2 separate regions of the Homo sapiens genome follow, and region 2 is linked to region 1. Evidence: read pairs that join two places in POLR2A ChIA-PET (ENCODE). Cell type or tissue: PC-9. All regions are shown on one strand.

Region 1 (4,000 bases):
ATAAAGGATTCAGAAGACACTTTGAAAGAGGAAGCACCTGATGGGATTGGGGGTGGGGAGAGACATACTAATATTTCCTGAGGCCCTGCCGTATGCCCGGAGCTTCATGGATGTGGACAACTAGAACCCCTGAGCCCCGGAAGAGGCAGCCAGTGTTTTTTCTTCATATGTTAGCGGGGGCAAGCAAAACCCAGAGAGGTTGAGTCATGCTCAAAATCACACGGCGGGCCGGGCGTGGTGGCACATGCCCATAATTCCTGCACTTTGGGAGTCTGAGGCAGGCAGATCACCTGAGGTCAGGAATTCAAGACCAGCCTGGCCAACATGGTGAAACCCCGTCTCTGGGCTGGGCACGGTGGCTCATGCCTGTAATCCCAGCACTTTAGGAGGCTGAGGTGGGTGGATCACCTGAGGTCAGGGGTTCAAGACCAGCCTGGCCAACATGACGGAACCCCGTCTCTACTAAAAATACAAAAAAATTAGTCCAACGTGGTAGTGGGCACCTGTAATCCTAGCTACTTGGGAGGCTGAGGGAGGAGAATCACTGGAACCCAGGAGGTGGAGGTTGCAGTGAGCCGAGATCACGCCATTGCACCAGCCTGGGCAACACAGCAAGACTCCATCTCAAAAAAAAAAAAAAGAAAGAAAAAGAAAAGAAACAAAACTCTGTCTCTACTAGAAATACAAAAATTAGCTGGGTGTGGTGGCGCACGCCTGTAATCCCGGTTGCTCAGGAGGCTGAGGCAGGAGAAACACTTGAACCCAGGAGGCAGAGGTTGCAGTGAGCCAAGATCACACCACTGCACTTTAAATGGGCGACAGAGGGAAACTCCACCAAAAAAAAAAAAAAAAAATCACACAACAAATCAGAACTGAGCCAGGATTCCAATCCTCCTGTAGCCACGAAGGAAGAGATATCAGTGTACACTCTGGTATTAACTCATTCCTTTTCTGGTTTAAGGTGGGAAGGTCCACTGGAAAGCAGAGTGTGGAATGCTAAGTTGTTGTTGTTGTTTTGAAACAGGGTCTCACTGTGTCACCCAGGCTGGAGCGCAGTGGCATGATCACAGCTCACCACAGCCTCCATCTCCCCAGCTCAGGTTATCCCCCTGCCTCAGTCTCCCAAGTAGCTGGGAGTACAGGCATGTGACACCATGCCTGGCTAATTTTTTTGTATTTTTGTAGAGATGTGGGGTTCTGCCATGTTACCCAGGCTGGTCTCGAACTCCTGACCTCAAGTGATCTGTCCACCTCCATCTCCCAAAGTGCTAGGATTGATTACAGACACCCAGCCCTGGAATGCTGTGTTTTTTCTTTTGTTTTGTTTTGTTTTCGAGATGGAGTTTTGCTCTTGTCACTGAGGCTGGAGGGCAATGGCGCAATCTCGGCTTACTGCAACCTCCGCCTCCCAGGTTCAAGTGATTCTCCTGCCTCAGCCTCCCAAGTAGCTGGGATTACAGACGTGTGCCACCACACTCGGCTAATTTGTGTGTGTTTTTAGTAGAGACGGGGTTTCACCATGTTGGCCAGGCTGGTATCGAACTCCTGACCTCAAGTGATCCACCCACCTCCGTCTCCCAAAGTGCTGGGATTAATTATAGGCATGAGCCACCGCGCGCAGCCCTGGAATGCTGTTTTGAAGGAAGAAAACCTATGTCATGCAACACAGGACAGCTTCATTGCTGGGAAGTGGAGTGGAGATGCAGGGTGCTCCAGGGCAGGGGCACCTGAAACCAGCGCAGCCTGAAACAGGCAGATCCCTTCTGCTCCAGCGCCCTGCTCCATCTGTCAATGAGAAGGAGGCTAAACTAGATATCCCCTTGGGCCTTTCCAGCCCCAACATCATGGGAGAACAGGTAGGGTGGGCCAGGGCAGGGAGAGCTGGAGAGCCTGCTCCCCTTTTCCTGCCCCCTGAGGCTCCAGTTCAGAAGATGTTCCCCTTGTCCATGAACACACAGCCTTGGCACCCTCTGCCTCCTGCCTGGTCATGGCTGTGATCCAGGTGAACCTGACCTACCTGTCTCTGGACAGAACCTTTTGACTTCTGCTAGCACAGCTCCCTGGCATCTCCCCACCCCCAAAGCTTTGGTGAGCAGAGCCAGGTGGGACTGGGCAATAGGTCTGGTCATTGCCTCCATTTGGTCATCTCAGAATCAGCCCCCTTGGAGGCATCTGTGTGACCTCTGCCCCTGCTGATGCTAGGTTATTGGTTAGGCTCACAGGGCTGGAGCTCACAGAATTTTGAGGGGCGATGAACACTGTGTTAATAATTAACATTGTGTACTACTGTAAAATGCAAAAATAAAATGGCAAAATTAAAATTAATAGACATTTCATTAAATACCTACAAGATGGAAGATTATGTCATCTTTTCGATTTGGTATTTATAAAAGTTTTACTACATTTGAAAACTCTTTGTGGGTTAGATTTTCTCACGTAGCAAGAATTCTGAGAGTTCCAGATGGTCGACGAGAAATCAGAAACTGAAAGTTACTGGTATTTTAGTTTATTTGGCAAACGTGTATTCAGGACTTACCTCTGCTGGGCGTGGTGTTATGAATTTACATATGTCAACACACTGAATTCTATGACTTAAGAGCCATCATTATTCCTGTTTTATGCATGAGGAAACCGAGGCATACAGAGGTTATGTACCTTCTCCAAGATTAGCAAAGGCAGAGTCACGTAGCCAAGAAAATTCAAAGGCAAAATTATAGAAATCTTTTCAGATTTTTTTTTTTTTTTTGAGACGGAGTCTCACTCTGTCACCCAGGCTGGAGTGCAGTGGCGCTATCTCAGCTCACTGCAAGCTCCGCCTCCCAGGTTCACGCCATTCTCCTTCCTCAGCCTCCCTAGTAGATTACAGGCGCCCGCCAACACACCCGGGTATTTTTTTTTTTTTTTTTTTTTTGTATTTTTAGTAGAGACTGGGTTTCACTGTGTTAGTCAGGATGGTCTCGATCTCCTGACCTTGTGATCCACCCGCCTTGGCCTCCCAAAGTGCTGGGATTACAGGCATGAGCCGCTGTGCCTGGCCTGAAATCTTTTCAGAATTTTTCAGGGGAAACATTTTGATAAGGGTGCATTCATGTTGCAGATGATATAGGCTGAGCCTCTGAAAGCTAGAGTGACTCAGGCCAACAAATGCCTGGAAATGGCTCTGTCCTCCAGCCCACATGGATGGTGGGGCCCACACGTGGAAGGTAACTATTGATGAAAGAAGAAAATTAGGCCAGGTGCAGTGACTCACGCCTGTAATCCCAGCTCTTTGGGAGGCTGAGGGGGAGTGGATCACCTGAGGTCAGGAGTTCAAGACCAGCCTGGCCAACATGGTGAAACCCTGTCACTACTAAAAATACAAAAATTATCCAGGCATGGTGGTGGGCGCTTGTAATCGCAGCTACTTGGGAGGCTGAAGCATGGGAATCACCTGAACCTGGAAGGCAGAGGTTGCAGTGAGCCAAGATGGCGCCATTGCACTCCAACCTGGGCAACAAGAGTGAAACTCCATCTTAAAAAAAAAAAAGAAAGAAAGAAGAAAAATTAACAACTCATTGCTCACTTGGAGGGATAGCGTCTCCAGAGAAGGGAAAAGACAGCACTTCTTAATAACACTCAGTGGTATGCCGAGGTCTCTTTAATCCCCCTTTAATCCCCCTAAATTAACTGCAGGATTGTACTGGGTATTTTTGGGTTTTGTTTTTGTTAGAGACGGCGTCTCGCTCTGTCGCCCAGGCTGGAGTGCAGTGGCGCAATCTTGGCTCACTGCAACCTCTGCCTCCCAGGTTCAAGCGATTCTCCTGCCTCAGCCTCCCAAGTAGCTGGGACTACAGGCGCGTGCCACCACGCCCGGCTAATTTTTTGTATTTTTAGTACAGATGGGGTTTCACCGTGTTAGCCAGGATGGTCTCAATCTCCTGACCCACCCACCTCCCAAAGTGCTGGGATTACAGGCGTGAGCCACCGCACCCGGCCTTGTTTTTGTTTTTGAGACAGTGTC
Region 2 (4,000 bases), 360 kb after region 1:
GTAGCTGGTGGGAAACAAGAGGCCAGGTGTGGGGCTGGACAGTCCAAGGAGCCACATCCGGGGACAAAACAAGTGCAGGGGACATCCATGCAGGTCTTGATGCCAGGGAGTTAGGGAATTGGGGTCCTGGCAGGGAAGCAGGGCTGGGAGCTGGCTGCAAGAATGAAAGGAAGACTCAGGGGGAGGGGCAGGAAATAGAAAGGGACATGTAGGGGGAGTGCTGCCGCCCACTTGCAGCCTGGGGGCAAATCTGCCAGAGCCAGGCCGTTCTGGGCTCAGCAAAGCTGGTTTCTGGGAGCCTTCTTCAGTAGGGTGGGGTGGGAAGACCGAGGTGCAGGCTGCTTTGGGAAAAGAGTTTCCCATATTCCTAACGGGAGTTAGGGCAGGCCAGGTGCAGTGCCTCACACCTGTAATCCCAGAACTTTGGCAGGCCAAGGCAGGTAGATCACTTGAGGTCAGGCGTTCCAGACCAGCCTGGCCAACATGGTGAAACCTCGTCTCTATTAAAAATACAAAAATTAGCTGGGCATGGTAGCGGGTGCCTGTATTCCCAGCTATTCGAGATGCTGAGGCAGGAGAATCACATGAACCCAGGAGGTGGAGGTTGCATTGAGCTGAGATCCACTCCAGCCGGGGCAGAGGAATGAGACTGTGTCTCAAAAAAAAAAAAAAAAAAAAAAAAAAAAAGGGCAGCTAACATGGGAAGAGTGAATACAGAGCCAAGCCCCCTGCTGCTGATTGGCTTTTGAATGAGCACATGATCCAAGCTGTCCAATCAGAGTCCTGCCTCAGAGAGCCTGCCGTCTGGAGCAGAAGAGGGCAGGAGGGGCCCGCAAGTAAGCGGTGAGGGCGCCAGGTTGAGGAGCCCAGGGGAATAGAGGGAGTCCTGACCCTATCTGATTCAGAATCAGGGAGGCAAAGGCAGACCTCTCTCGGCAGGGCTAGCAGGGCGAGTCACTGCCATCGTCCGAGCTTCAGTTTCCACATCTGCAAAGTGGAGATTCCCAGATGGCAGTGAGGAGCGCTGGAGAGCATGAGTGCAAGAGGGCTTTGTGCATTGCAAAGTGCTGCATCCGTGTGTGACGGCTTATTATCATTAACCGTTAAAAGCAGCGATGACGGTGATGACGATAATGGTTGCCACTGTCAATCGAGCCACATGAACGCGCTCTGGAAGCTTGGCATCTTTTCAATCCGGCATTTCCTTTTCTTAATCATCCTGGAGAGACTTGGTAGACAGTTGTGTAAATTACCCACCAGCTTAACTCTTCATATTTCATATCATGCTATGGGTTGGGCACCTGATGGACCCATAAGTATCTCATTATACTTGCAAAGTAATTACTGTCAGAGCCTCGCATCAGCGGCATTAAGGGACCAGCTAATGGGAGCTGGAGGTGCCTCTGAGTTCCTCCACAACAGTGATTCCTTCTTAATTGTAGCCTTAGAACAAGATAACTGAGGGACATTGCTAAAGGCAAAGCAGTTTATAAGCAGCATGAGACAGCAAAACACACAGAGACACCAAGTTGAATCCTTCTTGTTGATCTGGTAGAAGAAACTTGGAGGGAAGGTCCCAGAAGGTGTCATAGAGTGGTATTCGACCAGAAAGCTGCCTGTTTTTTTTTTTTATTCCTAAGGGACATCTATTCTACTGTACAGAGGAAGTCTGTGGCATGTGTCAGAAGTGCCTGGGCTGCCCAGGGTCCTAGCAGGACCCGTTTTAACATGCAGGTGGGCATTGAGTGGAGGGTGCCAGGGCCCACCCAGCCAACCCAGCCAAGCCAGCCAACTAGAATTCGAGGAGGTAAGCCAGCTTTTCCAAAGTTCTCAAGTTTGTCCAGGTGAAAAAACACCTGGAAATCAAGGGTTTTTTTCCTAATATTGTAACATGAAAATTTTCAAATATACAGCCGAGTTGAAGGAATTTTACAGTGAATACCAGGGCACCTTCCACCTAGATTCTGCCACTGACATTTTATGAGATTCAGTTGCATTTTGAAGAAATGACAATATGATGAATTAATAAATACAAATAAGAAACTTACAGTTTCTTGTAGGCTTGCGCTCAAATCCAGCCACTTACTAGCTGTGTGTCCTTGGGCACATTGCTTAATGTCTCAGAGCCTTGGTTTTCTCTACAACGAAATGAAAATAAGGACACATACTTCACAGGAGTGATTGTTAGGATGAAAGGGGATGATTACGTAAAACAGTGCAAGAACTGCTACACAGGAGGTCCTCCATAAATAGTACTGTCATGACACACACACCCGAAAGGATAGTCTTTATTCAGTTAGATGCCACATTTTATTAAAGTCTTGTGTGGACAAGAAGTGAAACCTCAGAGGAATTTATGAAGAATAATTGGAGGCACTTCCTTGTGACTTGGCTTCATCCGGACCGGATGACTTCTGGGTGCCAGCAACAGTTCCCCATTTCCATTCACGTTTCCCCACATCGTTCATGCCAAAGAGATGGGTGCCAAGAGGCCATCCGTCTTCATCCTGGACATAGAATGAGACGGGAACTCACTCTTGAAGGACTTTTGAAGTCTCAGAGAAGAAACGGAGCCACCGTAGACCTTTTGAAATACGGCCTGTGAGAAGCACGGTGACAGTCACCATTACTACCAATAATCACATTACTCTTTGTGGGAAAAAAGACCTACTATGTGCCAGGAAGGCTTCGGTAATCATCTCCAACACACACACATTCTCTCACACACACATGTGCGCATGTGTGCACACACACACACACCACACACACACACACACACACTCCGCAGCCCTTCTGCCATGCCCAGCTCAGGGCCATCTTCTCCCACAAGGATGCCGGTCTCATCTCCTGAAATGAGGTTGCAGTGAGCCGAGATTGAGCCACTGCACTCCAGCCTGGGTGACAGAGCGAGACTCCATATAACCTCTGCCTCCTGGGTTCAAGAAACTCTTGTGCCTCAGCCTCCCAAGTAGCTGGGATTACAAGCGCGTACCACCACACCCAGCTAATATTTTTTGTATTTTTTAGTAGAGACAGGGTTTCGTCATGTTGGCCAGGCTGGTCTCGAACTCCCAACCTCAGGTGATCTGCCTGCCTCAGCCTCCCAAAGTGCTGGGATTACAGGCATGAGCCACCGCGCCCGGCCTGATCTCAGTCTTTAAGAGAGCAGCAGCTCATCTGTGGCCACTGCTTCCCAGGGACTTGCCAGAAGGGAGGTGCAGGGCACAGGGAAATAACCCACCTCTATCTGACGGCTTCAATGGTATCGAATGTCCTCAGTGGCAGCACGCAGCACAGAAGCTGAGGTGTGGCTGCATTCCATTTGGAGAATTCCACTGTGATTCATGGTGTCAGCTGCGGGTTCAAGGTGTCACAATTTAATTATTAAACATCATGAGGCATTAGGAGGCTTGGGCACGCACTGATAAGTGATCCATTTCTAACACAGCTGGTTTATTACTGTTTGTGGCAGCTCCTGCACGAATTGGTGTCCGTTAACTAAGCAATGGTATTATAATTACACATTTAAATTATGTATGGGAAGGGTGTCAGTGGTAGAAGTCAGACTGCAGTGATTACTTTCAGTCTTCAGACCTCCTGGATGTAGTCTCTCTGCAGATAGCTGTAACTCTGGCTTGTTTTCTGCTCATTTTCTGCAGACATGTAGAATCCACTGCTAGGGTCCACTGAGCTGTCTTCTGGGTGGTTTTTGGTGCTGCAGGAGATAAACACATGTGTCTTCCTGGTTGGACCCAGTTGATGCACTAACCTAATTCTGTCCTTTGCCTGCCCTGATCTCCATAGCCTGCTTCTTCCTGGAAATTTGCTGCTGCTGCTGCTTCTTTTTTTTTTTTTTTTTTTTGAGACAGGGTCTCGCTCTGTCGCCCAGGCTGGAGTGCAGTGGCGTGATCTCAGCTCACTGCAGTCTCTGCCTCCCGGGGGTTCAAACCATTCTCTCTGCCTCAGCCTCCTGTGTAGTGTGGATTACAGGCACCCCCCA

What was found. Peaks named below come from ENCODE experiments on the same cell type or tissue, not always from the same donor. Only the 100,000 strongest peaks of a DNase experiment are listed, where the experiment ranks them.
Region 2: POLR2A ChIA-PET joins it to region 1 with 13 read pairs; 1 of 35 experiments calls an interaction of 5 or more read pairs at or near these places.

Annotation. Positions count from the first base shown.
Region 1 is chr22:45,246,919-45,250,918 of GRCh38, forward strand. No RefSeq gene overlaps it. Among named protein-coding and RNA genes, the nearest start is that of KIAA0930, 8.0 kb to the left of the region's middle. RefSeq lists an enhancer at 2,714-2,763. In PC-9, no CTCF peak of the experiment used is centred here; no DNase peak of the experiment used is centred here; H3K27ac peaks cover 204 bases.
Region 2 is chr22:45,602,160-45,606,159 of GRCh38, forward strand. It overlaps LINC01589 (long intergenic non-protein coding RNA 1589), which reads right to left and starts at 3,488. Exons shown (of 2, transcript NR_131244.1): 1 at 3,242-3,488; 2 at 2,273-2,599. In PC-9, no CTCF peak of the experiment used is centred here; DNase peaks (open chromatin) are centred at 742, 2,272 and 3,282; H3K27ac peaks cover 2,417 bases.